7 separate regions of the Homo sapiens genome follow, and all the other regions are linked to region 2. A link is a loop called in an ENCODE intact Hi-C map of the cell type or tissue named here. Cell type or tissue: CD4-positive, alpha-beta T cell. All regions are shown on one strand.

Region 1 (4,000 bases), 110 kb after region 2:
GTGACCAACCCAGGAAGGTGGGTCCCTGCAAGTGCTGGCTCCCGCGCAGGTGGGCGAGCCCCGGGGAGACGCACCAGGCCGGTGCCAGGAGAAAGCAGAGCGTGTGATGATGCTGGGCATGCTGGCAGTCACTGACAGACACCAAGACTCACCCCGTCTACCCGTTGTGGAGCCACTGCCCTCTTCTGCCTGTCACCCTCCAGTCCCTCAAGCACAGCCCCAGCCCAGCCCCATCAAGGTCTGCTCCTTCTTACCCAAGGAGGTCCAAGCTCCCAGGAGGGGTCTGGCAGGTCCCCTCGGCCTGAGCTGGCCCAGTGCCCGCCCTGCTCTCAGGGCACCGGCTCCTGGCAGGGCCTCCCTAGCGCTCCCCACAGCCCCCACCTTGGTGGCCCAGTCATCTTACCCTATCTTCAGAGCCAGCCTGGGCACCATTCCCCTGGCAGCCCCAAGGAGCCCCAGGGTGGGGTAAGCGCCCTTTCTCCAAGCCCCCCATCGGCTGCCGGGGCCCCTTGCTCATCCTCTCCACTGGGAAGGCCAGAGAGCAGCCCCTGCCCCACCACGGGGTCACACTCACCACAGGGTCACAGGAAACAAAGGACAGAAGAACACCAAGCCAGGCTCAGCACCTGCACGCAGACACTGACAGTGGGATAGGGAGACAGTGGAATGCTCCGGACCTGGCTGCGGGGTGACTCGGGGGGAAGCGGATGCAGACTGCAGGCTCCATCTGGCCCGTGGTGGAGTGTGGCCAGCCTGCCATCCAGCCGGGGGCGCCAAGACTCCACTGGGCTGGGAGGGCGTGCACGAAAAAGGGGATGAGACCTGGGGTCGGGGGCGCGGCGTGGGCCCATGGGTGCCAGAGCCAAGAGGGCCCTCATGAGGCTCGATTCATTCAGAGAAAGAAAACAGCACAATCAGTTCTGGAGATCTGGACCAGAGGAATAAGAAGAAATCCCACTGCGGAATGCGCGAGCTCTGCAATGGCCCGCGTCTTTGGGTAAATCGAGGATGGGCATATGCACACACACGTCCGTGCACACATTTAACTTCTTATATAATTCATGTATTTAATGTACATTTACATTAAATTATACATATGTTATAAATACACATTTACTATGTATTCTATATTGATAATATAGACATATTTTATCTATGTGTAGCTATAGTTATTGTATGTATAAACATTTGTTTTTTCCCATCTTTCTCTCTATAGTTAGCAAACATTTGAGTTCACCACGGGCCTGACAGTAACCTTGTGTTTCAGAAGAACCACCTGCCTTTAAAAACTCTAATTGAATAGCTATTTAATGGGTGTATGTTAATAGCTTCAGTTTTGCAAGATGAAAAAATTCTAGAAATTGGGTGCACAACCACGTGAATATAATTAACACTGCTGAACTGTACACTAACAAATGGTTACAATGGTTAATTTTGTTAGGTGTTTCTTACCACAATTGAAAATTTTTTTTATATTTAAAAGCCGGAAACACACACACAATCAAATAAATTGCCCAAACTGCTTGTTCACATGGATTCTTTCCCGCTTTGTCCCCAACTTCAGAGGCATTGCTGCTGCCTACCGATCTCCACTCGGCCTTCACGTCCCATCTCAGAAAACGAGGGATGCCCGGTTTAAACGTTCCCGTACACAGCGCACACTTCCTGTGGATCGAGGTCACCCCTCAGCAGCGCCTCCCGGATGCAAGGAGCAAACACGGGTTCACGTCCTGATAGCTGAGAAAATGACTGGCAGTGACTGAAACAACAGCATCCCACACACAACACACACATCAGGATGTTTAAAGTATATTTATGGTGACTGAGCTGTCACCTGAACACGTGACGTACACGCGATGCTCTGAGGAAGGAAACCGTCTAGGAACCAAGAGTCACGGAGCTGCCTCCCGCGACCGCCTTCCTCAATCACTACAATGAAAACACGCAGTGAGCTGAGCTGCAGTGAAGACAAATGACTCTCAGTGCTTCGTTTTAGCATATTCTAAAAATGCAATTTACAATTCAGCAATATCCTTTCTTTTTATGTAGTCACTACAACACAAACATGCCTCTTTGTTATCTCGAACTACATCTGCATGCAAAACACGCTCTGGCTGGGAAAATGTAAGTTCTGGGGAATCGAAACCCATTTTTCAAATCTGAAAGAGATGGAGAAATGAAAAGAAACGAAAAGGAGAGGAGAAAGGTACATTTTATTCACATGCAAAAAAATGTAAATGAAAGCTGGTTTCATTTCCTCACCCCCAAGCTGGTAAATGATGTATGTAACTTGTCCCAAGAGTTTTCAAAATTACTATTTAAGTTCTATGACTGTACAGTGGAACAAAATCCATACTGGGCAAATGCGGTGCCATTTACTTCTAATGCTAAATAAATGCTCATGTTCTGGACTTAATGACAAGAGAGCTTCTCACCCTAGGTACCAATGACATTTGCGACGGACAATTCATTGTCCCATGTGCTGTAGAATGTTCAGTGGCAACCCTGGCTTCAAACTACTACAGGCCAGTACCACGCCCCCAGATGTGACAACCAAAACTGTCTCCAGACACTGACAAATGTCCCCTGGGGGAGGAGGGTGCAAAACCTCCTAGGCGAGAGATCCCCTAAAATAGACTCAAGCCAGAGTGACTGAAGTCACCGCCCCCCAGTTCCACGTCACACACACACACTCCATCAGCTGAGACTGCTCACTGGGCTTTGGAAGCCAGGGCAACACAGTCCCAGTTGCTCAGGCCCCCAAAGCCAACAGTGATACAGATCACATACGGCTCCCTAGGGCCAAGGGCTCTGCTTCCCCAAGGGCTGGGATCTCCATATTCCTCAGCACAATCAGCGACAGCACAGACTCACACCAGCAGGAGCTGCCTTCCCAAGTTAGTCAGGACCTGCACCCACGTAACAGATTAAAATTAGGCACGCTAATTGTTAAACTGTCGCTGCAGAAGCTGGGAATACCATTTTTTTAAATGAATAGAATTAATGGATTCTTTATTTGCGTGCATTGGTGATACTCAGCCTGTCTTTTATTATCAAAGCAATCATAAAACGTCGCTTCTGCCACATATGCAAATTAAATCATTAGTATTTTTCCCAATTACAGCAACTGCTTATTTGTATTGCTGATCTATTCTACCAATTTAGTTCCTCTAATATTAATGATACTGGAAATGCTTTAATAAAACTCTCAGGCAATACAAGATACACATTTTCTACTTTGTGCCTTTCTGATCATGTAATGGGTAGGACCACCCAGAGTGACCCAGATGGGCCACGTCTCAGAGACTGAACCCCGGAGCCACAGTGCTCTGCCCTCTACATGGGCCCCCAAACAGGGCTTCCCTGACTCCTCCCCACAAAGGGGAGAAACAGCCCAGGGGTCCTGTGGGTGGGGCCAGGCCAGGAAAAGCCAGCCCACCGTGATGGGAGCTTTCTTTAACAGCTTACACTTTCTTTTTCTTTTTTTTTTTTTAGACGCAGTTTGGTTCTTGTTGCCCAGGCTGGAGTGCAATGTTGCGGTCCCGGCTCACTGCAACCTCAGCCATCCAGGTTCAAGCAATTCTCTTGCCTCAGCCTCCTGAGTAGCTGGAGTTACAGGCATGAGCCACCACGACTGGCTAACTTTTTTGTATTTTTTTTAGTAGAGATGGGGTTTCACCATGTTGACCAGGCTGGTCGTGAACTCCTGACCTCAGGTGATCCACCCACCTCGGCCTCCCAAAGTACTGGGATTACAGGCGTGAGCAACAGCTTACACTTTCTAACAACTCAAGTGAAGTGTTCATTTCACTGTGTAACTGCCCACGTTACAGGCATGGTTGGCTTAATACCCAGTGTTCTCCAACACGGTCTCACAGTCCAGTTCACGGATCTCACCCCGCTCACCCAAAGGCTCCCCTTGTCGAGGAAGATGTGCTTGTTTCCCGTGGCCACCCCTGACCCTGGCTCCAGCCCACAGGGGGAATCCTCCACCATGATG
Region 2 (4,000 bases):
AGGAAGTCAATCTTAGCCCAGCAATGGGTGTGGTTTCAAAATAAATCACTCCTCCAGAGAAGCCAAGGCCTCCCACTCAGAAACAGCACTTCCAAAATCAAAGAAAAACCCCACTGTTAGTGGCCTCCCAGCACCACCCCTCTGTGCTTTCTGGGCACTGCATGTGGGACAGGTGAAGAGCCCTCCTGGGGGGAGGTGCGGTGGGGCGGGAACCCAGGCCCTCCCTTTGCCCCTGACTCTCCTGCTCCGCAGAGCCTTGAGGCACAAAGGACAGAGCAGGAACACGAGGTGATGCCAATGCTCACCAGGCCACAGCGCCGGCACCAACACAGGCACCCCACAAAGACACAGCCACCAGGCTGGGTGCAGGCTCAAGGTCAGCCAGCTCTGCAGGATCCCAAACAACAGTGTCAGAGACACCAGGCTTCTTGGAACTTCCAAACACCATTTTAAGGTTATGCATGAGCTCAAGCATTCTGCTAGGTCCTGGGGGTGAATGGGAATGCGGGAACCATGCCATGGGCTGGCTGGTGCTGAGTGGGCAGTGCCCCGATCAGGCTGGAGTACTGACCTCCTGGGCCTGGTGGGATGAGGTGAGGCCAAAGCGAGCTGCCTGTCCATCCTCATACACCAACCGTATGGCAGGAGCGTGGCCTGCCTTGCCCAGCTCCCCCTCTAAGGACAGGGAGGGGGACACAGAGCCCCTAAGCCTGCGCAGAGGCTGCTGTGGCATCCAGAGGGGCTGCCAGCCAGTGAAGGCTGCTGAGACCAGAGGTGAACCATAAGGCCAAGGGGCCAGGCCAGCCGGAGCCCACCACACTGCCATAGCCCCTCGCCGGCATCCCAGCACAGTGCCCGAGGCAGGGAGCCCACACTCCAGGCAGGCCTACTTCCTGTAGCAGAGCCGCTAGGTGGGAAACGTGCCCCTGATTCTCCATAGGCCGGGACCCTGGTCCCAGGAGCCCACACTGAGATTCTGACTGTCCTCAATGCCCTGCACTGCAAGCCACTGGCTTGGCCTGCCCAGCCCTCCATGACCTCCGCACAGCCATCCTGCCTGCAGCACAGATTCACAGCCCACCTGCCCAGGGGGGCCTGGCCCTGTGCTGGCCATGCTACCCCCACCTATTCCAGAGGTGCCTCCGGGGCTGCTGAGGACAAATGAGGCTAACAATTACATACCAGCTGTCCCGAGGCAAGAGTCCACGATTTCATGACACACACCTTTGCTCCCTCTGGGAAATTATAAGCCACTGGCCAAGAAATCATCATGGCTTCCACACACCCAAAGGCAAGCGCTGCAGCTCACAGCTCACATCCCACCCTCTCTCCCTCTGTCTCCACATTCTACATCTGCCTCTTGGGACCCTCCCAATGTCACCATTTCCAGGTAGCCCAAAGGGGACTGTGAGCTTGTAAAGTGGAAGAGGCTCTTCCTTCACTTAGCCAGCACTGACGGTGTCTACAAGGCACCCGCTTGGCCTCTATAGCTCCTGGGACTCCTGCTCCACCCCACACCCAGGTGCTGTGGCCTTCCCCAGGGGACACCAGGTCATTAGTTTCGTCTCCCCCAGCCCTAACCACTGGAGGTCCCCTAAGCCACAGGGGACAAGGCAGGGCTACTGGTAATCTCTCAGGACACCACCCTGGGCATCCTGGGCACAGTGGCTGTGCACAGCTGGTGCTCACAGCTGTGCAGAGGGAGAGTAAGTGCCCACATGGTCTCCGCGGCAGCTGTACACTGCATGGGGGGTGCCGCTTGACCACCTAGCACTCCTGTGGCACTGGACACATTACTTGACCTCTGATGTTGCCATCTATGACCTGGGAGATGGTGGGACCTACCACCGTCCAGGATCTAGGGCAGTGCCCGGCCCACAGAAAGTTCCCATCCACTGCACCTATAATTACACTTCGTAAACACTAATCCGTGACCATGGACACGCATACCACACCCGTCCATATCACACCAGACAGACGGCCTCTGATACAGACCCTCCCGAGGAAGCCGATGGAGTCTGAAGAGCACCAGTGGCCAACAGTTCCCAGCGGAGCACCAGGGCCCATGGCACCACTCAGCAGTTGCCCAGGGTCCCCAGATACAACGGTGGACAGCAAGGACTCCCCAAACCCTTGAGGACGTGCTGAAGGCAGCAAAAATCTACAACTGTTCCCGGAAGGGCTTGGCACAGCTATAGAGAGTTGTACACACAAGAAACTAGCCACAAACCGGAAACGTTAAACCACAGCTCCGTGACACTTCCTCACCAGGAGGCGGAGCCCTGAGCCAAGGCAGACCTGGAGGGCTCCACAGAAGAGGCCTGTGCCAGGGGCCCTGCGCCCTTCTACACGGCAATGGGGACTCAAATCACAGGGACGAGGCCCCTCACGAAGAGCTCTGCCCTGGGGCAGGTCCTCTGCATCCCCTCGCAGGCTTCTCCCTCCGTCAAGGACAGAGACTGCTCCAGCCAGCTGGTTAGTTTCCACCCAAAGCCAGCCGCTTGCCATTGTTCCCAGCTTCTGAGTTCTTACATGGTAATTCTGCACATTCCAAACAGTCTTTCAAATACCGTCTCGTCTAAGAATGAGTGCACTTTCCTAAAAAGACAAATATCAAGCACTTAAAACACACACACCAAGCTACAGGCTATACTTGAATTCCAGGCATAAATCTGAATTTCTCTAACTGTTGTCCAAATTAGGTCAAAGAGTTACCAGAATAATCAGAAAATGTTTTGAGAGGGGTTTAAATTCACTTGGTTGTAATTTTTTTTATTTGCTCAATTCATCCCATTCTCGCTGCTGAGCTTTCTCCTTAGGAAGTTGGAATGGGTGCTGGAGGAAGTGAACTTGGTCCTCAGCAAACTGGGAATGCCAACAGCGCTGGCCACTCCCAGACTCGGGCTGGTGGCCAGGACGGTGGCCCTGGCGGGCCAGGCCCCACTGACAGCCCTAGGCAGGCCTGTCCTGGAAGGAGCAGGGCCCATTCCACACTGTGAAGAGTGACCCAAGAGATCAGAGATTAGACTTGGGTCTAGATTTTTCTCAGGATAAAGTGTGATTTTGAAAAGACGCTGAGTAAATAAGCCACATGTCAAGGATAAAGATATTCATCATGAAAGTAAACAAATTTCTCTCTGAGTTCTAACTTACCACAAAAAGGAATCAACATACTTCTTCCCTGCTGGCTTTTACCAAGCATTTCCACAGTACAATCGGTTTGGTGCTCATGACCACCTGGAGGGACAGAAGAACCTGCCCTGTGACTAGATGGCCTGCAGGCCAAGGAAGACAGGGTAATCCCAGGTGACCACCCATTTCCTGTCAGGGACACAGCCCCTCAGGAGGGCTGGACAGAGAAAAGGGAACAGGACTCCCCAGGAAACCGCAGAGATCCAGGTGTGAGAACTGAACTTCTCTTAGCCTTTTCATCAGTTGTCAACCAAGAACAGGGTCAGACAGGCAAGCTTTTGTGCAGAAGCCTACCAGGGGACCTTAGGGCACCAGGTGGATGGTGCCAGGCTCCCTACCCCCACAAAATGGAAAGAAACAAAGAAATGGCGACATAGAAGAATGGAATTGAGCTGGCTTTTAAAGAAAGACTAATCGCACTGGCAAGAAATCTCAAGGACCCATCACTTCCATAGCTGAGCTTCCAGCGGCTTGATTCTAGGAGCTACCATTGGAAACGTTCAATTAGAAGACCCTCTTACTGTGCACACTAAGACCTAATTTACCAGCAGATGGAAGCCATCCAAGCACCCCCATCATTCAGACGTACATACATTCATTATCTACATACATTCATACATCTACACAATTCACACACCCACATTCACACACCCACACACATTCACACACCCACACACATTCACACACCCACATACATTCACACATCTACACACATTCACACACCCACACATTCACACACCCACACACATTCACACACCCACACACATTCACACACCCACACACATTCACACACCCACATACATTCACA
Region 3 (4,000 bases), 60 kb after region 2:
ATGAAGTACCCCTACAACACAACAACAAAAAAACAAACAACCCAATTCAAATATGGGCAAAAGACGTGAAGAGACATTTATCCAAAGAAAATATGCCAACGGCCAATAGGTACATGAAAAGATGTTCAACATCACTAATTATTAGGCAAATACAAATCACAACCACAATAAGATACCATTCACACTCACTAGGATGACTATTATTTCAAAATTGGAAAATAAAAAATATTGGTGCGGATGTGAAGAAATTGGAACCCTCATACGTGGTGGGCAGGAACATAAAATGGTGCAGTGTTGTGGAAAACACTTTGGTGGTTTCTAAAAACTTAAACACAGGGCTGGGCGTGGTGGCTCACGCCTGTAATCCCAGCACTTTGGGAGGCCGAGACGGGTGGATCACCTGTGGTCAGGAGTTCGAGACCAGCCTGGTCAACATGGCAAAACCCCATCTCTACTAAAAATACAAAAATTAACCGGGCGTGGTGGCGGGTGTCTGTAGTCCCAGCTACTCGGGAGGCTGAAGCACGAGAGTCACTTGAACCCCGGGGGACAGAGGCTGCAGGAAGCCGAGATTGTACCACTGTACTCCAGGCTGGGCAACAGAGTGGGATGAAAAAAAAATAATAATAAATTAAGCACAAAATTATCATAGGATTCAACAATTCTGCTCCAAGGTATATACCCAAAAGATGTGAAAGCAGGGACTCAGAGACGTGTGTACACATATGTTCACAGCAGCATTAGTCACAATGGCCAAAAAGTTAAGACGGCCCAAAGGTCCACCAAGAGATGGAATAAATAAGATGTGATGTATGCACACAATGGACTGCTCATCCTTAAAAGTTTTAGGAACCAAATTCTGACCATGCCACAATACGAGTGAACCCTGACACATTATGCCAAGTGAAAGAAGCCACGCACAAAAGGACAAATACAAGTCCATTCACAGAAGGGCCCTAGAGGAGTCAGATTCGCTGAGAAAGCAGAATGGTGAATGGTGGGTGCCGCAGCCAGAGGGAGGGAAACAGGATTGTTTACTAGGTATGGAGTTTCTGTTCGGGAAGATGAAAACGTTCTGGGAATGGATGGTGGTGATGGTTGCCCAACAATGGGAAAATATTTACTGCCACTGAACTGTGCGCTTCAAAATGCTTAGAATTATAAATTTATGTTATGTATATTTTACCACAATAAAAAAGCATGATGAACAAAGAAATTAATATACATGTTGGTAGACAGAAACAACACCCAAGTGTTATTTCAAGAATTAAAAAGAAATATGTTATTTATTAAAAGAATCAGGGATTGCTTTATTAACTGATATGAAATAATCTTCAAGACAGAATAAATGGCAAAGCAAGGAGTTGGAAGAAAACAACAGATGGCAGTATGTTTTAAACTCTCTATGATTTGCTAGATACTTCTGGGGCCATGGGCATCCCAGCGAGCCAGCAGCTGGCTGCTTCTCTGGTCCGAGACCCCCACATCCACCGCACCTGAGGCCTCTCTGAATGCTGATGGGAGCCTGTGGGGCAGTTCACATGCCACCCCCAAGCACACAGAGGTCACCCCTGTCATACTGCTAAAGAGAAGTGCACAACAGGCCCAGGGGTACGACCTTCCCAGGCCATGAGTGCAGGCATGAGAGGCACAGTCTGAACGAGACCACATCACTCACTGGCGGTGCACCTGTTTCTGGAAAAAAACCCTGACTAGGATGATTCACCAACTGCCTTCGCTGAACAAATGTTTCAGAATCTGAGAAGCAGAGCCCCAAGGAAGCCACAAGAGCCTGGGGTCAGAAGGCGGCAGCCTCGCCTGGCTCTGCTGGCAGCTGGGTTTCCTGGGGCACCTGGCTTTGCCCTGGGAGCCTAGCCGTACCCACCTGGGAGGGAGGGTGTGCCTTTCCCACGGGGTGGCCCAGGGCTCGGCTGAGCCAATGGCATGAATAAGGCAAGCCGGGGCCCGATGAACGTTCCTCCCCTTCCCCAGGGGTTGGGAGGCACCCCCATGCAGCTCAGAAACTGGGGCCCAGGTCCCCTGCCCTCAGAACCTGCTCTGCAGAGCCCAGGTGTCCAGCGAGTGAAACTCAGCTGTTCTGCCCCTCAGCTACAATACGGAAGTCTTTTCTCAATTTTACACACAAAGTTAATTATCGTAGACAGCCTGGACTTTTTTTCATTCATGAAACTCCCTTAAATTTGGTTCATACCACAGTTTATGTGCATAGGCAGAAAACAAGTCGAAACTGCAATCTTGAAATCAGACGCTAGCCCCCAGCCAGCCAGCCCAGACTTGGCCCGGGACTGCCCTTCTGCCTACAGGGCTTTCCCAGAGAGACTGCCTGGCTCACAGGATGGGACTCAGAACCAGGGCCTGACAGCCTCCCCAAAGCGTGCCTGTGCCCTGCAGGCCCTCGGAAACCCAGAGCAAGCCTAGAGACACCCTGGCCAAATTCATGGGCATGGCCAAGCCCTGCCTGGTTCCTGGCCCACACTGCTCCCTGCAAGCTAACATCCAGCAGAGGCCCCTGGACAGTCTCTGGACAGTCTTCCTTCCCATGCTCTCCCCGCATACACACCATCCAGGGGCCTGGGGTGGCTGCCATTTCTTCTGAATGTCTGTACAGGCCCATGCCTGGCCCTGTCCACAAGGCCCCTCACTGCACATCCCTCCACATCTGCCAGTGACTGGTCCCCGCCCTGAGCAATGTAAGCTGGATGACACGCTGAAAGCCACACATTCCCACCATCCACCTATAGCAGGGGCTCAATCAATACTTGCCAAATGCCTGAATCAGCCCTGAAATGACTGGAGGCCCAAGTTCTTTCTTCTAGCCACCCTGGAGGAGCCCTGGCGCTGGCCCAAGTGTGCTCCCCGGTAACCCAGGACTGTGGGGAACCCAGCTCCCAGGCTTCTGGCCTCTTCACGGGTACCCCAGATGAAAAATGTTCTACAAAAACAAGGGCAGGATGAATGTAGTCCGGGACCTCCTGACGATCTCAAACGCTGCTGAAAAGGCCTTAAGATGAGGTTTGCTGTGAGCAACAGGAAGCATTCTGTAAGGCATTCTGTCCTTGAGATCTGGACAGTGAGGTACTTGCTGTCCAGCCCCTGAGTTTCCCAGACCTGAATGTAACACTGTGCAAGCCTCACACACAGGGATCTTTCTTAACCCCTACAGAATGCCCACTGGAAGGAGGCAAATACTCCCAACGAGGAAAACATCCTATCCATGAGAGTGGGGAGCTGGTGGGGGAGGAAAAAGAAACACCAAACATTTCAGGAAATAAATCACATCTGTGCCCGGCATCCTCCCCCAGCGAGCACAGCACACATCCGAACTGCCAGGCTCGGCACCTCTGAGAAAAGGACTTTGTCGGGTGCAGCCATACGCCTGACCTCTCGGGCGCCCGCTGGCCCTCTTTATCTCCAGCAGCCCAGCCCGGAGCTCAGAGGGCAGGCCAGCCCTGGCCAAGAGTCAGGAGCGGTGGAGCTGGGCTTGGTGTTTATGTCTGATCCAGACAACTGGGGGTTTATGACGATTTACTGACGCAAGAGCTCCCCGAAGCAGCATGCCAGAAATTAATCAAGGGAGGAGGAATTCTTTTTAAGAAACCACTTGGCTGCTGCGAACCTGCCTGAAAGGCTGGGAGTGTAAGCTGAGCTCCTTCCTCCAGGCCCAGGCCACCAGGCAGCAGCAGCACACCCAGGACCCACAGGCAGAGCCCAGGGCCAACTCCTGGCCCCAGATGGAGGCAGGCGGCATGGAAGGTCCTGCAATGCCAACCCCCCACATCCCCCCCAGTGCAGCTACCTCCCCACCAGCCGATCCTGGGCTAGCCCACTCCCAGAAGGACTCAGAAGGGGTCCACGGGGACCCCACCAGCTGTGCAGACCCCAAAGGCGGGTCCTCCTATTGGAATGACAGGAACCCTCCATTATCTGCTAGTAAAATTCCTTTCTCAGGAGTTGAGTTTTATGGTTTACCATCACTCAT
Region 4 (4,000 bases), 620 kb after region 2:
GGGAGAGGGACCTTCAGGAACTCGTCACCTCTCACTGTGCCCCTCTGCTACTCACCGGTCACTCCCCAGAGCCCATCACAGTGACCCAGCACTCCTGAAATGTGAGTTCAATGCTTCAAACTTTCTGCAATACTGACTCTTCAGGCGGATGGTTCATGGTCCCTGAATTCATGATCAGTTATTAAAAATAATAAAATACTTCATCTGTAGGGTGCTTGTGGCTCCCAAAGTGTTTCCTAAGGGTGTACTACCCGAAATCAAAACAAGAAGGGCCCAAATCGTGGGCTCTAATGCTTCCCCAGTGCCCACCCCCCAGCATTCCAACCAGACACAGAAGCCACCAGAAGCATGATCTTAACAAGCAGCATGCCAGCAGGGTTCCCCTAGCTCACAGAGCCCTGCAACCCCAGAACCTGCTTGGAGACCCAGAGGGCAGCCCAGACGCCACCTCCAGCTTTCCCACCTCCATCTGGGCCGCCCTCCCAGCAATCTCGAGTCCTGGGGATCAGGGACCATCTTATTCCTCTTTGCAGGCCCAGGACCTGCCTGTGCCCAGCACAGTACATCTTTGTGGGATAAATGACAGGAGTAATGCATTCACTCTCAAAGCCTGAAGATTATCGAAACAGCCAGGGTCGGGAAGAGAAAAAGGTGAGCACGCAACGCATGGAGGGAGGGAAGCCAGGGCTGAGGGACACCTGGCGTGGACCCTGGGGAACCCGGCCTCCCTCCTGCCCACTGCCCTGCCCCACCAGGGCCTTGCACTTGAGGGTCCGGGGTCTCTCAAGCCCTGTGACCCTGTGCGGGAGCACTCTGTTCCTGTCTTCAATCTTTTTGTGTTTTTAATGCATATCTCTCTCATTCAGTCTCTTGTTTTCTTTTCCCCTAAACCCAGTGGTACAAAAACCAAGGGGGGTGAGATTGTATCTCTGTTTGTTTTGATGGATTGAACATTTTCTTTCCTTGTTCTACATTTTTCAGATTTCTGGGGATTGTTTTCCACCTCTTGATGTTATCTGGGCTCTGGCCAACAGCAACACACACTCTGCCGGTGCCTGAGGGCGGAGTGCGGAAGCAGGGGGCTCAACTTTTGGCTAAATTTAGCTTCTCTTGGGCAGATTTATCTCCATTAATCATAACCAAGCGGAGTTGCTGGAAACTGTGCTTCCCTCGATCCAGCCGCCTGCGTGAATAAGTACTTCCATCCCAGAGAGGATTTCCTGGAGCGAATGCCAATAGTCTCCCTAAACAGCCAGGCAAGCCACAGCAAACAAACAAAAACAACCAAAAACAAAAGGAGCAGCAGCAGCTGGCACAGAGGCGGGTGCTCAGCCTTGTTTTATCCGCAGGTCCCGCACCAAGCAAGTGGAGAAACACACGAGGCTCCCTCAGGCTGGATCCCTGTGTCCCAAGACAGCCAGAGAAGGGGACGGGGACACTGCCCAGCTGTGGGCACCTGCACTTGGAGGTCACCCCACCACCGCCTGGGAAAGCCTCGAAGCCTCATAGCACAGGGGTGGCCAGAGTACTCCCTGAACTGCGAGTCTGGTTAGTTCTTGGTGGTGGGCACAGGTGAGTGACATCTACCTTCCGCACTTGTCTCTGTGTGTGAGATACTTGGTTATTGGAAAAAAATGAAATCTGTGAGTCTTTGGATCCCTGTTTGGCCCAGGAACAGGCCACCCTCTTCTTTACTGAGTCAATGCTAAAGTCACTGTTGACCCAAAGCATAGGGATGAGCGGGAGACGTTTCAGACTCCAACAGGTGCTCCATCTGGTGGCGACTTCAGGAACATCTTCCAAGTCAAGGTGGCAGGTGTGCACCTGTGGGCTCCTTCTTGAAGGCCCGTCCTGCAGGCACCCATCCAGGAAGGAAGGCTGAGGAACTGCAGGGAGCTGAGGGCTGGGCATGACCACAGACCATGATGGTTTTTCTGGGTGCATCATTCAACCACTATTTCCGAGAGCCTGCCCTGGTCCAGGCACTATGTGCTGGCAATCCAAAGAGGGGCTGTGGGCTGGGGTCTGAGTGTCAGACAGCAGCTGAGTAGAAGGTTTTAATCAGCGTTTTCCAGCACGTGAACTGTAAGACTTGCAGGCAGAGAGCTTCCTGTCTCCTGAAGGATTGAAACAAGAGCTTGGGGTCAATTGGAAGAGGGTGGGAGGTGGCTCTGCTATCCTGGGAGCCCACAATATCCAGTCTGGACCACTGGGTCCTCTGAGGTCCAGGAAAGATGGCATCGAGCCAAGCTCTGTTTCTCATACTCTATGGAGGACCACTGGATGAGCAGATTGTGACAAGGGCTGGCAGGAGGCCCACTAAGTGCTGGTGGGACTGGGGGAGGTCAACTCTGCCCTCAGGCTGGGGCCTTATCTGAGGAGCAGGTGCTGCTGGTGATGCCTGGAGCCCACCAACATACCTGGTACCCGGGATCAACGTCCTCTCACCTGAGTCACTCTGAGGTGCACGTCCCTGTGCTGAGCCTCAGTATCCTCAGCTGCAGAAGGGGCAGATAGACAAGAAGAACTCTAGGGCCCTCCTCCCCAGCTCTGTGACTCCATGAGTAACACACATGTATGACAGACGCATGACAGGCCTGACACTGCTGCCCCCTCCATATGGCACACAAACCTACCTCTCGGGCATCCCAGGGCTTCCTGGCAATGCCCTTCCGTGTGCAGCCAGGAACAAAGAGGCTCAGGACCTGGGTGGGACAGAGCCCAGGGGACAAGCAGATGCTCGGTGCTCCATGGATTGTGGGGCCAGCAAGGTGTGGCAACCGACAGAGGGGCTCCTGCCACTGTGTCTGTTCCCTGATAGTCCAGTTCCTCCCTGGTCAGCAGCCCTGGATCGGGGGCATCTGAAGTAGGATGGACACCCAGTACCCGGTCACATTTACTGTCCAATTTGCCAGGGCAAGCTGTTTGCCTGGGAGTCCATCCCTGCTTTGGGAGCCTCCCCAGAGCTGGACACACAGCCCCAACCCAGGACCCCAACCCCACTGAGGGTGGCAGCCACACAGAGGACCAGGCAGGTTCACAGCAGCACATGCTGGAAGTGAGGAAAGCCCCTTGTGCAGTCATCAAAGCTAAGCAGGGAGGTCGTGCTGGCGTGAAGATGATTTTACAATAAGATCTCTAGGACGATCGCCCACCAGCTGCCCCACCAGGCCGTAAAAACCCACTCCCACTGCAATGCTAAGCAAAAGTATTTCCCCACAATAGAACAGACACCACCCTCTGCCCTGCTGGCAGTCACCAGGAGAGAGGCACTGTCCTGAGCAGGGAGAATTCAGCATGAATAGCCTGGCTTCATCATTACATAGAAAGAGGGGATTCAGGAAGGCCGTGTCCAGACTTGGGGGCCTACCACGGTGATGCCCAGTGTCAGTGCAGTGGATGCAGACAGTGTTCCAAGTGTCCAGTTCCTTCCCTCAGGCACATGGAGACTGAGTCCCTCCGCACCAGCCTCTGCAGACTATGCTGCTGGCTGCTAACCCTGGCCACGGGGCCATGGAAAGGAGAGGCACGTGTGGCTTCTGGGAGAAAGCACTGAGGAGCTGCAGCTCTCCCTCCAGCTGTCTCCTCCCACAGTGATGGGAAGAGGCTCTCCAAAGGCAGGAGCGGAGGAGCCACAGCCTGCAGTGGCCAGGCCCCCACCACGAGGAGCTTCCATGTGGGGACAGAGCCTGGGACCCTCAGCTGGACCAGCAGTAGACTGTGTGCCTGCAAATATTACACTGCATGCTAAGCTACCAAGATCTGGGGAGTGTACATTACTCCACTTGGTTATTACACATGCACCTGGCCTAGCCTGGGCTAGCTCCCAGGTTGGTGATGAGCAAAAAGAAAATAAAGGTATAAGAACAATGTTGCATTAAAGAGAGAATATCAATAGATAGAAAATTTTTTTAATAAAAGAGCCAAATGGAAATTCTGAAAAGTATAAAAACTGACATTAAAAAAGTCAGTAGAGGGCCTCAACAGTAGATTTAAACTT
Region 5 (4,000 bases), 100 kb after region 2:
CTGGCCAACATGGTGAAACCCCATCTCTACTAAAAATACAAAAACTAGCCAGTCATAGTGGTGTATGTCTGTAATTCCAGCTACTCGGGAGGGAGGCTGAGGCAGTAGAATCGCTTAAACCTGGGAGGCGGAGGTGGCAGTGAGCCGAGACCACACCACTGCACTCCAGCCTGGGCGACAGAGTAAGACTCCGTCTCAAAATAAATAAATAAATAAATAAATAAATTTCATGTTTAGACTCAGGTCCCATCCCCAAGATATCTCATTATGTATACGCAAATACTTCAAAATCCAAAAACTCTGAGAGCCTGAACACTTCTGGTCCCAAGCACGTCAGAACGACAGTCAGCCTGTGCATCTCAATCATTGAAGCTAAAGCTCTTTGGAGTCCATGCTAATTTGCAGGAGTGTGAAGGGCTCCGGAGTTTGAGAACCGTGGCTCTGCAGGTGTGTTCCAACCCTCTTCCTTCGGAGACACAGGAGGGCCCTGAATGTCAGATGTGAGGGATGTGGGGCCCGCAGAGACACAGGAACTTGGCTGTGAGGAATTCAGGGACTAGCAAAGGGGGCGATGAGAAGACCCTGAAATGCACCGTCCAAAGCACAGTACCATCTTGCGTGGCTGGCGCTGCTGCATTTCACCTTTCTTCACGTGGAGGGGGTCTCATCAAGGCAGCAGAACAGCTTCTTGAAACAAACTCAAGATTGACAGGGTGCCAAGCAAGAAAAACTGGAAACTGACGTGTCCCAGCCGCCCACCCACTTCCTTCTCCATTGGGGGATAACAGGGGGGTACAAGTGAAGGGCCTCCGTCCTGAGGAGAGGGGCACAGGCTGTTTCCTCCAGACACAGACACTCCTCAGTGGTCAGGACCGTCCTCTCCATGCCTGTCTCAAGCTGCAGGTGCCTCTCCTGCCCAGGTGAGGTGGGAGACCTGGGCAGGCAGCCCTCCCTGTTCTGCAGGTGAGGTGCTTATCACTGCTGGAGTGGACCCTCCTAAGTGTTGCGTTCTTTCGGACCAAAGCAGTAAATAAAGGTGCTTTGATTCCAGGTGATAGCCCAAGTTCCTCCCCAACTCTACTCAAAACTATCGATGTCGGCATCGACAGCTGAGGCTGCCCTGCAGATGGGAACCCGCAGACAATCCTGGTACCTGCTGCTGTGATTATTCACAGCCGTCAGAGAGCCCTCACCTGGGGGGAGGTGAATGCCAACCCCACGGGTGACACACCACTCCCCTGGTGACCCCAGGGAAGCTGCAGGAAGGTGACAAAGGACCTGCACACACAGGCAGTGGACAGGCTCGCCGGCAGGGAGGAATCCTCTCTGTTTGACAAGACACAGACAGGCCCTCTCTGGTGACAGTCTCCAAGAAAGGAGGGAAGGCTTGGACAGATGCCAACAAGCGGGAAGGAAGACAGCAGCACGGCCCATTCCCCGACGGTCCCCTTTCATCTTTCCAGGTCTGAACTGCCCACAGTTCTGAGTTTTGGGTCCCAATAAATGGACGTCTGGACCAAGAGCATGTCTACGGTTGGAGCTCACACCTGCTGGTGGCAGCAAGCCGACTGCCCGGCGGGGGGTGGGCAGCCCGGGAGCCACAGGGCTCCCCAGAGACAGCCGCTTGGGCTGCAATGTCTCCAAGCTACAGTCCCGCTAACCCGGTTGGTTTCCCAAGCATGTGAGCGAAACTCAGAGGTTCGTTAAACTCCTACTTTCTAAGTTTATTTATTGTTGCAATTGTTTACAAAAAGCATTTTTATTTTAATGTAAAAAGCAAAGCTATTTCTATTTTAAAATAAATTAAAACTGCTGCAGATAATCAAGAGACGGGTCAAGCCCTGCTCTCATTTCCGCGTACACGGTGTAGCTGGGCATGAAGTACTTATAAACTCATGAAGTCAAGAAGTGTTCAACACAGCGCCTCGGAAGCCAGGTTGCTGGATGACACGGCCCATGACGTCTCAGCAGGCCTGGGCCACCTTCTCTCAAGCAGAACACACAGAATCGTAGCCACCTTTCATAGAAAACAACGGAAATGAAGAGCTTAAAGGAGCTGAGGACAGTGCAGGGTGCATGAAAGGAAGTGGCACAGATGCCTGAAGGCTTGTACTGAAAGTGGCGTCATGCCCTGATGGGAACTTCCCATTCCTCCCTGGTGGGCGGAGAGAATCATAGGACCGCCACATCCTGTCATCTCCACTTTTCTTTCTCTTAAAGAACAGATGATTGCAGCGTGGCTGGCGACACACTTCATGAGGCAGAGAAAAGCACGCCCAGATGCACGGGGCCCTGTACAGGACGGCAGGCCGTCTGCCCTGTGTCCCCGGGACTGGCAGGTCAGTGAGGGTAGCATCCCGACTTTTCCCAAGGGGCTCTGCGGGGTCAAAACAGAGTTTAAAAATGCAAAGACAACCATGCAACCCTTAGCCATGGGCCACCAACAACCGTCAGAGAGTGGTGCTAGAGGTCCAAAATGCTGCGCTGAGGGAGGCACCCCACAGCTCTGAAATGTTCCAACTCCCTCGATCCCACTGAAAGACATGGCTCGGGGCTCTCCTGTTAAAGGGTAGAGTAAAAGCAGGTATGGTTCTCGCAGGCAGGAGACAGGTGCCACACCAATCAAGATGCAGTTTTAAAGACTGCTACTTAGCAGACTTGTAAAACTGGATTTGCCCAGAGACAGACCAAACCCAGTCAGCACGGGCACTCTGGACTCCCTGCAGCGCCCCCCTGAATCCAGGCCTCCCTGCTCCCTGCCTTGCCAGCCCTGGGGCCTGTGAAGCATGTCTGGTGTTTTTCAGGAGGTCATGCACTGTATGGTTAACGGCAACAGATAGTGCAGAGCTGATCCTGCACAGCGGCCTCCGGGAGAGCAGGACTCTTGTGCTGGCCAGGCACCTGGTGGAAAGGCTGGTGCACCTGCAGCCCTGCGGCGCCTGGAGGAGCCGAGCAGAGGAGCTGGTTGAGCACCCACTGGACTTGGGCTTGAAAACCTGTCTTCACAGCTCATCCCCGCATCATGCTGGGTCTTTTCAAAATGATGATGATTACTTTAAGAACGTTCCTGGGATGAATTACAGACAGCTAAATGAGTCATAAAGGTGAAGGACCAACATGCCCCTCATCTCCTAGTTGGATAGTCGATGACAGCTGCCATCTAGGGCAATTGCTCTAACCCTCTGCCCTTTGGAGCCACTGATGTGCAGCTGCTGTCCACACCACAGGGCTTCCCACAGCCTGTCGCCCCCAGAGTCAGTCACTCCTCAGCTCCTGGCAGCCACAGGGCAGGCCCCAGCTGGGACAGGGAATCACCCAGGACAGAGTCCACCTTTGTCCAGGCAGGAACCCTGCGCCTCAGGCCACCTTGTCTGTGCAGACACCTGTTCTGGCCTGCACCACGGCCCCGTCCACTCAGGCCAGGCTCCAACAAGGAGTCCAACATATAAACACGTGTGTCACTCACACATGACCTCAAACTCACACACTCAATCACATACACACATCCTTATACACTCACACACACTCTCACATAACCACAAACTCACAATCATGAACACACTCAAACACGCACACTCAAACCCATGCGCTCATATACTAACACTTATACACTAATACAAACACAAGCATGCACTTACACAACCTCAAACTCACACATTCAATCACACTTGCACACTCACACCCAGGCACTCACACACACTAACACAAACACACAAACATGCATGCTCACACACATAACCTTAAACACACCCGATCACATTCATGCAAACATGCACTCATGCTCACAGTGTAACACACCCACAGACATTCACAAACACTCATGCTCACACATTCACACTCACAAATACACTCATATAACCTCAAACACACATACGCACGGACTCACTCACACACACACGTGTGTGGCAACAGCACAGGGGACCTGGCTCAGGCATGGCCGCACAAGCAGGATGGAGACTGGAGCCTCTGTCGGCGTGGCCCGGGCCTTTACCTGTGGTCC
Region 6 (4,000 bases), 360 kb after region 2:
CTTTGCATGTTTTAAAACTTCATGTAGATGGAATTACACTGAATATGTTCTTTGGATTCCTGCTCTTCAACTTTACATAATGTTCCTGAGATTCATCCATGTTAATGCATTTAGCAAGAATCAGTGCGTTTTCACCACCATGCTGCATTCTGATGTTTGAGTAAATCACAGATAACTTATTTCTTCTGCAGTTGGTGGACATCTACATTGTTCCCAAGTCTTTTGGTCTCACAAGCAACGCTGCTGACAATGTTCTTTCCCTCAAAGCTGGGAGTGGGTTTCTCCAATGCCAAAGTGTTTTTGATGCTTGATTCCCTCAAAACTGGGCTTACCCACAGGCCTACAAGCTCTGTGAGGGCAGTCCCTGATTTCTCCTGATCACTTCCACTGTATCCTCAGAGCCAGCATTATGTCCAGGCATCATCTCACTCGATTCTCAATAAATATTGTTGAGTGAATAAATGACTGTGTGGATGACACAATGAATCTCCCTGGTGATCTCATTTGCATTTTCTGTGTCACTAGCCCCAGCCCTGCTGCGCCACGTGAGCTCGGCCTGACCGTTGCTTATTGGCCATCACTGCCTGGACAGCCCCAGGCACCTAACCCTCACTTTGGCTCAACTGTGAGTGCTCATGTCTGCTTGCTTCCTCCTTAACCTCGAGCTGCATCTTTCTAACATGGGAGCTGTTCTTGGTCCTCTCTCTTACCCCCTCAAATACTTCAAATTGAACCCCAAGTTTTGGGCACTCTAGTCTTTAATATCTCAGCCTCTGTCCTAGCCAAACTCCTTTCCACCATCTCAGTCCAGTGTTAATCGACTTGGTGAGGACTGGGTTGGTGTCTGCCTGGATTTCAATCCCAGTGCTTGGCCATGCTTGCTTGGAGAGGCGGGTGCAGCCTGGGGCTGGGGGTGTGGGTGGGAGAGAGTCAGGCACTCCCACCCTCCGCATGCGGTGCTTCTCCCACGGCTTAGCTGCTGTGTGCCTTGCCACCTTCCTGTGGACCCGGGCACTCCTGCAGCCCTGGTCGGTGTGATCCTCTGATACTCGGCTCAATGCCATCCACCAGGGATACTGGCCCATCCTCAGTGGTTCCAAGCTCCCACAGCACCTGACCTCGCTCTGTCTCACTGAGTCTTCTCTATCCTTTATGAGCCAAAGTGTGTCCCCTTGAATTCATATATTGAAGTCCTAACTCCAGTACCTCAGAGTGTGATTTTCCATGGAAATTAGTTTCTATTTTTTTATTTTTTTTATTTTTCAATTTTTATATATTTAGATGGTACTAGTACAGATTTCTTACATATACCACATATGGTATGGTGAAGTCTGGGCTGTTAGTGTATTTCTCACCTGACTAGTGAACACTGTCCCAAGTAGGTAATTTTTCAACTCTTACCCCGCTTCCGCCCTTAGAAAGAAGATTTTCATTTATGTATTTATTCTTCTATGCACTCAACTCCAAAGAGATTTTTTAAAAAAAAACAATTTCAACTTTCATTTTAGATTCAGGGGGTTCACGTGCAGGTTTATTACGTGGGCATATTGCGTGATGCTGAGGTTTGGAGTATGAAAGGCCCCGTCACCCAGGTAGTGAGTGTAGTATCCTGCAGGTGGTTATTCAGCCCTTGCCCCTCTAGTAGTTCCCAGTGACTATTGTTCCCATCTTTATGTCCACGTGTACCCAACGCTTAGTTCCCACTCGTAAGTGAGAACATGCGGTTTTTGCCCTACTGTTAATTCACTTAGGAAAATGGCCTCCAGCTGCATCCATGTTGCTGCAAAGGGCATGATTTTATTCTTTTTTATGACTAAGTAGTATTCCATGGTGTATATGGACCACATTTTCTTTATCCAATCCACTTCTGGTAGGCACCTAGGTTGGTTCATGTCTTTGCTATAATTATTTGTAGTGCTGCTGTGAACATACAGTACATATGTCCTTTTGGTAGAAAGGTTTGTTTTTCTTTCTTTTTTTTTTTTTTTGAGACAGAGTCTCTCTCTGTCACCCAGGCTGGAGTGCAGTGGCGCTATCTCGGCTCAATGCAACCTCCGCCTCCTAGGCTCAAGCTATTCTCCTGCCTCAGCCTCCCAAGTAGCTGGGATTACAGGTACCCACCAACATGCCCGGCTAATTTTTGTATTTTTTGTATAGACAGAGTTTCATCATGTTGGCCAGGCTGGGCTTGAGCTCCTGACCTTAAGAGATCCACCAGCCTCGGCCTCCCAAAGTGCTGGGATTACAGGCCTGAGCCACTGCGCCCGGCCAAATGATTTGTTTATATACCCAGTGGTGGCTAGGTCGAATGGTAGTTTTATTTTAAATTCTTTGAGAAATCTCCGAACTGCTTTCCGCAGTGGCTGAGCTAATTTACGTTCCCACGAACGGTGCAGAAGCATTTCCTTTTCTCTGCAGCCTTGCCTGCTTCTGTTATTTTTTGACTTTTTAATGGTAGCTGTTCTGACTGGTGTGAGATGGTATCTTGCTGTGGTTTTGTTTTGCATTTCTCTGATGATTGATGACGTTGATTATTTCTTCATGTTTGTGGGTCACCTGCACATCTTCTTTGGAGAAGTGTCTGTTTGTGACCTTTGCCCATGTTTTAATTGCCTATGTTTTTTGTTTATGGAATTGTTTAAGTTCCTTATAAATTCTGGATATTGGACCTTTGTCAGATGCATAGTTTGCAGTATTTTCTTTTATTCTGCAGGCTGTCTGTTTACTCTGCTGGCAATTCCCTTTGCTGTGCAAAACCTCCTGAGTTTAATTGTCCCAGTTGTTAATTTTTGTTTTTGTTGCAATTGCTTTTGGGAACTTAGTCATGAAATCTTTGCCAAAGATGATGTTGAAAAGGGTTTTTTCTAGATTTTCTTCTAGAATTATGATAGTTTGAGTGGTCTTACATTTAAATTTTTAATCTCTCAAGTTAATTTTTGTATATGATGAGAGGTAGAGACCCACTTTTATTCTTCTGCACGTGGCTAGACAGTTGTATTCAATGAATGACATGTTTCAAGTGCTGCTGGATTTTGCTAGTATTTTGTTGAGGATTTTTGTGTCTATTCATCTGGGATATTGGCCTGTAGTTTTCTTTTTTCATTGTGTCTTTGCCAGGTTTTGGTACTAGGGTGAGACTGGCTTCACAGGATGAGTTAGGGAGGAGTCCCTTGTCCTCGATTTTTTGGAATGGTTTCAGTAGAATTGGTACCAGCTCAGCTGGGCATGGTGGTGTATATCTGTAATCCCAGCACTTTGAGAGGTTGAGGCTTGCAGATTTCTTGAGCCAAAGAGTTCAAGACCAGCCTGGGCAACATGGCAAAAACTCATCTCTACAAAAAATACAAAAATTAGCCAGGTATAGTGGGGCACTCCTGTAGTCCCAGCTGCTTGGGAGGTGGGAAGATTGCTTGAGCCTGGGAGGCGGAGGTTGCAGCAAGCAGAGATTGTGGCCCTGCACTCCAGCCTGGGCAACAGAGTGAGACTCTGCCTCCCGAACAAACAAACAAACAAACAACTCAACAAAACAAAACAGAATTGGTACCAGCTCTTCTTCATAAATCTGAATTCAGCTGTGAGTCCATGTAGCCCAGGGCTTTTTTTTTTTTTTTTTCCTCTGGTGGGTAGATTTTTTATTACTGATTTAATTTCAAAACTTGATGTTGGTCTGTTCAGGATTTCAATTTCTTCCTGATTCAATGTTGGGACCTTGTGTGTTTCCAGGAATTTATGCATTTCCTTTGTATTTCTGGTTTGTGTGCATAGATCTACTCATAACTGCCTCTGAAGTTCTTTTGTATTTCTGTGGGATCAGTTGTAATGTCACCTTTGTCATTTCTAGTTGTATTTGTTTGGATCTTTTCCTTCTTTTTCTTGTTAATCTAACCAGCATTCTATTGATCTTGTTTATCCTTTCAAATAACCAACTCTTGGTTTTGTTGATTATTTGTATTGATTTTTAGGTCTCACTTTTGTTCAGTTCTGCTCTGATTTTAGTTAT
Region 7 (4,000 bases), 230 kb before region 2:
AAAAAAATCTTGAGCTTAACATCTACAGAGACACATTCACAAGTTCCAGAGACTATAGAACATGGACCTATCTTTTTGGGGGGCACCCCTCAACTCACTACAGGGAGTTTAGACAATAGAACCTGCGGTTGCAGAAGAACACGTGGACACGCCCAGAACAGTAAATACCTGTTGGTTATGTTCCTGCCCCAGGCTCTTCAACACCACACAGATTGGCTGAGCATCCCTATTTGGGAGGCACCAGTGACCTAAAGTTCTGTAATTCCATTTGAAGTACTTATTAATTGAAAATGTCCTGAGCATTTTTCAGGTCTTCTAGCTCAAAAGAAGTTGCTAATGAGGTGCAAATATGCAAATGGAAATATGGCTGGGGCTGGAGGCCACCTGGCGGGTACCTACCTGGGGCTTTGGAATCAGGAGGCAGCCCTGGCACCAATGGTGGCGCTCCTACTGAAAACCAGTTGCTGAAACTTGGTCAAGTTTCTGGACCTCTAGGAGCCTCAGTTTATTCTTCCATAAAGAGTAACACCTACTTCTCCAGGCAGGCTGCTGTCAGTTTGGATGGAGTCAATATGTAAATATGTGGCATAGTTCCAGGAAATCGTAAAGCCCCAGTAAACAGCAGGTCTTACGACAATCATGAGGGTGAAACAGACGCGAAGTCCTGACCAGTGAGGCCTGCCCATCGCTCTGGGGGAACCACATCCTGATGGTTGGATCTGGTTCCCAGTGCTGTGCTTACGGTGGAACACCAGGTTGGCGGGTGCCCAGGTGTGCCAGGAGGGTGTGTGTGCAGCACGGAGGAGCTGGGGTGTTGGGGGCTGTGTGCTCATGGTGCTCAATCTCCCGGCTGTTCCTCGGTCCATGGATGGCACCTTCCCCTCTGCTGACCCCTTGATCGCTGGAGCCCCCCACTCTGGGTTTCCCCAGCCCCACACACTGCTCACCCTGCCTGGCCTCCTCTGCCGGTTCCTCTTCTCTCCAGCCTCTTTTTCTGGGGCTCGGTGTTTCTTCTCTTCTTTGTTATTTCGCTCCCTCGTTATTTTGCTCCATGTTGTGGCCATAAATGCCACCTAACTGCTGACAGGCTCAGGATTCTATTTCCAGCCAGGCTTCTATTTCTCAAGCTCTAGGCTCAACTATCCAAGGTTCTAAATAAACTAACAGAGAACTCGGCTCATCCTGTCCAAAGCCAAGGCCCTCCTGCCCTGCTCCCCACCCCCCAGCCTCCTGCCTCCTCTGCACCATCTGGCATGTCCCCAGCAACCCTTCCCTGCTCTCCCTGGCCCACCTACCTGTCACCCCCTGCCCTGCCCCTCCGTCACCCCCAACCTCCCTGCCCTACCTTCCTAGTTGGCGCATCTCCCAGCATCCTGACATACGCCATTGTATGTCTGTTCTCTGTCCCCACCATGAAAGCCCCTGGAGAGGCTGGCAGTGCCTGGCAGCCCATGTAGACAGTGAGGAGTGAAGCAGGTGTTTAGGGCCACGTGGGAGCTGCGGGTGCAGAGCAGCCATCCCGGCCCAGCACGAGGCAGGACGTCCCGGGTCCTCACCGCCCAGAAAGCAACGGGCTGCTCCATGGGGCAGTGGTGGACTGTGCCCTGGGATCCTCTGGCAGAGGAGACCGCAGAGGAGGTCCACCAAAGTGCCCTGCGCTTCCCAGGGGGGTGGGGGGAGTCTCACTTTGTCAGTTTTGTGTCTCCCCAGAATATTGGGGAATGGTTTGAGGCGCCTGGCTTCTGCAGGCCGCACCACTGTCACCTCCATCATTGGCTGGGGTCAGGGTTTGGGACCAGGGCTGGCGGGCACTGGGTGGGGTGGGGCCTCCGGATGAGGCCGCGGTTCCAGGCAGCACCACCAGGTGGCGATGGAGTCCACGAGCCTCCCCAGCGGGGCCTGGGTGTGGGAGCAGCCGGGTAGGGTGGGGTGGGGCGGGGCAGGTGGGGGTCCCCGCCAGGCGCGCCCACCCCCTAGCCTAGCAGCCCCGCTCTCCTGCGGGCTCCCCCGTGGGCCAAGTCTCCTAAACTGGGCCAGCCTGGAGTCAGGTGCGTGCAGCCCTGCCACTCTACCTCCTTGCAGCGAGGCCTGGAGGGCGTTCCACGCGTGGGCACCGCGGCCTTCGGAGGCCTCCAGAGTCGGCCTCAGTGGGCGCGTCCTCCCTCCTGCTGGAGGGGACTGGACACCGTTAATGACAGCGAAAATCGCCTGGAGTTGATGACATTAATCTCCACCAGGCCTAATGAGCAACTCAGTTCCCCAGGCCAGCTGTGGGAGGGGCCTTGGGTGGGGGCAGAGATTAGCAGAGGGGCTAGGTGCCAGTGATGCCAAAACCCCAGGGGAGGCAGCCAGGGGTTAGGGTCAGGGGTCAGGGGAGGTGGGGTCCCCAGGGGAGAGGCAGCCAGGGGTCAGGGGTCAGGGGAGGTGGGGTCCCCAGGGGAGAGGCAGCCAGGGGTCAGGAGTGAGGGTTCAGGGGAGGTGGGGTCCCCAGGGGGAGGCAGCCAGGGGTCAGGGGAGGTGGGGTCCCCAGGTGAGAGGCAGCCAGGGGTCAGGGGCTCCCAGTCACTCAGTTGTGAAACGTGCAGTGTGTGCCACGTTAAGTCTTCTTAGCTCCTTTGCCAAGCAGCCCGAACATTTCAGAGGTGCAAGAGGGCAGAGTGCCACTACCTGAATGCCCCTGCCTGGCCAGGCGTCACTGTCCCTGTGGTGATGGGTGGGATGCAGCTGGCTTTTGGCGGGAAAGAATCTCTGGACAGGGTCACGCAGGCATCCTTGGTGAATCTGCAGTCCCAGCTCCGCCTGGGCCCAGCGGGCTGGGGGAAGAGGGTTTTCCTGCTGCGACCCACAGCAGAGGCTCACAGGCACCACAGTGGGGACAGGGGAAAACAGCGCAGCCACAGGAAGGATCCAGGGACTCAGGCCAGGCTGCTCAGGAGTCTCCAACCTGCTCTTGCCCTGCCCTGCTCTGCCCCGCCCCCTCCTGCTTCCTGCCTGGTGCGTCTGGCACGCAGGCCCGGGGAGGGTGCCCAGCCCTCCTCTGGGGGGCTTTCTCCTTGGCTTCCCTCTTGCCTTTGCACTCCAAGGCCGGCAGGAGGACCCTGCCTCCTCACCCATCAGTCTCCCAGGCTGGGCTGCTGGGCACAGTCCCGACTGCAGGTTTGGCACAGGGCAGAGCGTCGTCCCTGAAGCAGCAGCACGGGGCCTTCCCAGGCTGGGTAGGGTCTATCCAAGACCCTGCACTTGTTCTTCTGTGTTGACCTTGGTAGCTCAGCCCTGACCTCGGGAGTACCCCAAACACTCTGTGAGCACCTCCTACCGCCCCAGGTAACAAGACCTGTCCCTGAACCGAGGTGCCCTGCAGGAGAGAAGGAAAAACCAATGGAGTAGCAGCAGCAGAACAGCCAGCCCCACTGAGGGCCGAGCAGGGGGCTCAGGACATCGAGGATGGGCTGAGGGCTTCAGAATCATCCCGAGACGCGGGGAGCTGACCTCCTTGGGATCAGATGAAGACCCCATGCCCTCCCCCTAGAGAACTTTGCACACACAGGCCCTCCCCCTAGAGAACTTTGCACACAGTGTTCAGGGGGTCCCAGAGCTCTGAAGCCCCCACAGACTGTTGGGGCACCCCAGATGCAGAGCCCCTGGTGTGATGGGCCGTCTGCCGGCAGGTGGAGGGTGCCCTCTGGGGTGCTCGCCTAGGCCGTGTGGGTTCTCTGTCTTTCCTGTTCGCTGCATTTGTGCTGCCCTGGCATCCGGGGTCTCACTGACTGGAGGAGGTGCCTCTCCAGGGCTGGCGGATTCCTAGGGATAGAAAATAATTCCCTCGGAGCATGTGCGTGGTGTGTGTGCAAGCCATCCAGACCCCCAGCCACCCCTCTCTCCCACTCTCCCGTGGTGCGTGTGCAAAGCCATCCAGACCCCCAGCCGCCTCCTCTCTCCGACTCTCCCTTCAGGACCTAATCACCCCCTGTCCTAATCAGCCCGGGCCAGGCTCTGACAA

What was found. Hi-C counts contacts between places; a loop is a spot of excess contacts. Peaks named below come from ENCODE experiments on the same cell type or tissue, not always from the same donor. Only the 100,000 strongest peaks of a DNase experiment are listed, where the experiment ranks them.
Region 1: a loop joins it to region 2, with 7 times the contacts of the local background. A loop is called at or near these places in 25 of 110 quality-filtered maps.
Region 3: it touches region 2 in a loop (3-fold over the local background); 17 of 110 quality-filtered maps call a loop at or near these places.
Region 4: it touches region 2 in a loop (15-fold over the local background); 9 of 110 quality-filtered maps call a loop at or near these places.
Region 5: it touches region 2 in a loop (5-fold over the local background); 7 of 110 quality-filtered maps call a loop at or near these places.
Region 6: a loop joins it to region 2, with 2.2 times the contacts of the local background. A loop is called at or near these places in 5 of 110 quality-filtered maps.
Region 7: it touches region 2 in a loop (4-fold over the local background); 6 of 110 quality-filtered maps call a loop at or near these places.

Annotation. Positions count from the first base shown.
Region 1 is chr2:239,379,250-239,383,249 of GRCh38, forward strand. The region is part of intron 1 of HDAC4 (histone deacetylase 4); the gene reads right to left. Among named protein-coding and RNA genes, the nearest start is that of HDAC4, 20 kb to the right of the region's middle. In CD4-positive, alpha-beta T cell, no CTCF peak of the experiment used is centred here; DNase peaks (open chromatin) are centred at 1,862 and 2,622; H3K4me3 peaks cover 1,253 bases; H3K27ac peaks cover 1,254 bases.
Region 2 is chr2:239,265,346-239,269,345 of GRCh38, forward strand. The region is part of intron 2 of HDAC4 (histone deacetylase 4); the gene reads right to left. Among named protein-coding and RNA genes, the nearest start is that of MIR4269, 38 kb to the right of the region's middle. RefSeq lists an enhancer at 1,899-1,948. In CD4-positive, alpha-beta T cell, CTCF peaks have their summits at 200, 419 and 2,298; DNase peaks (open chromatin) are centred at 6, 1,616 and 2,246; H3K4me3 peaks cover 2,611 bases; H3K27ac peaks cover 2,222 bases.
Region 3 is chr2:239,325,347-239,329,346 of GRCh38, forward strand. All of the region lies in intron 2 of HDAC4 (histone deacetylase 4), which reads right to left. Among named protein-coding and RNA genes, the nearest start is that of MIR4269, 22 kb to the left of the region's middle. In CD4-positive, alpha-beta T cell, no CTCF peak of the experiment used is centred here; a DNase peak (open chromatin) is centred at 1,725; H3K27ac peaks cover 1,608 bases.
Region 4 is chr2:239,880,674-239,884,673 of GRCh38, forward strand. No RefSeq gene overlaps it. Among named protein-coding and RNA genes, the nearest start is that of MIR4786, 60 kb to the right of the region's middle. In CD4-positive, alpha-beta T cell, CTCF peaks have their summits at 1,818 (motif pointing left) and 2,031; a DNase peak (open chromatin) is centred at 1,778.
Region 5 is chr2:239,367,781-239,371,780 of GRCh38, forward strand. The region is part of intron 1 of HDAC4 (histone deacetylase 4); the gene reads right to left. Among named protein-coding and RNA genes, the nearest start is that of MIR2467, 18 kb to the left of the region's middle. RefSeq lists enhancers at 1,819-2,138, 2,159-2,318. In CD4-positive, alpha-beta T cell, no CTCF peak of the experiment used is centred here; DNase peaks (open chromatin) are centred at 1,482, 1,991 and 2,242; H3K4me3 peaks cover 1,088 bases; H3K27ac peaks cover 2,595 bases.
Region 6 is chr2:239,620,915-239,624,914 of GRCh38, forward strand. No RefSeq gene overlaps it. Among named protein-coding and RNA genes, the nearest start is that of LINC02991, 45 kb to the left of the region's middle. In CD4-positive, alpha-beta T cell, no CTCF peak of the experiment used is centred here; a DNase peak (open chromatin) is centred at 2,467; H3K4me3 peaks cover 420 bases; H3K27ac peaks cover 1,525 bases.
Region 7 is chr2:239,033,599-239,037,598 of GRCh38, forward strand. No RefSeq gene overlaps it. Among named protein-coding and RNA genes, the nearest start is that of MIR4440, 33 kb to the right of the region's middle. RefSeq lists an enhancer at 2,281-2,900. In CD4-positive, alpha-beta T cell, CTCF peaks have their summits at 1,903 (motif pointing right) and 2,105; a DNase peak (open chromatin) is centred at 1,873; H3K27me3 peaks cover 825 bases.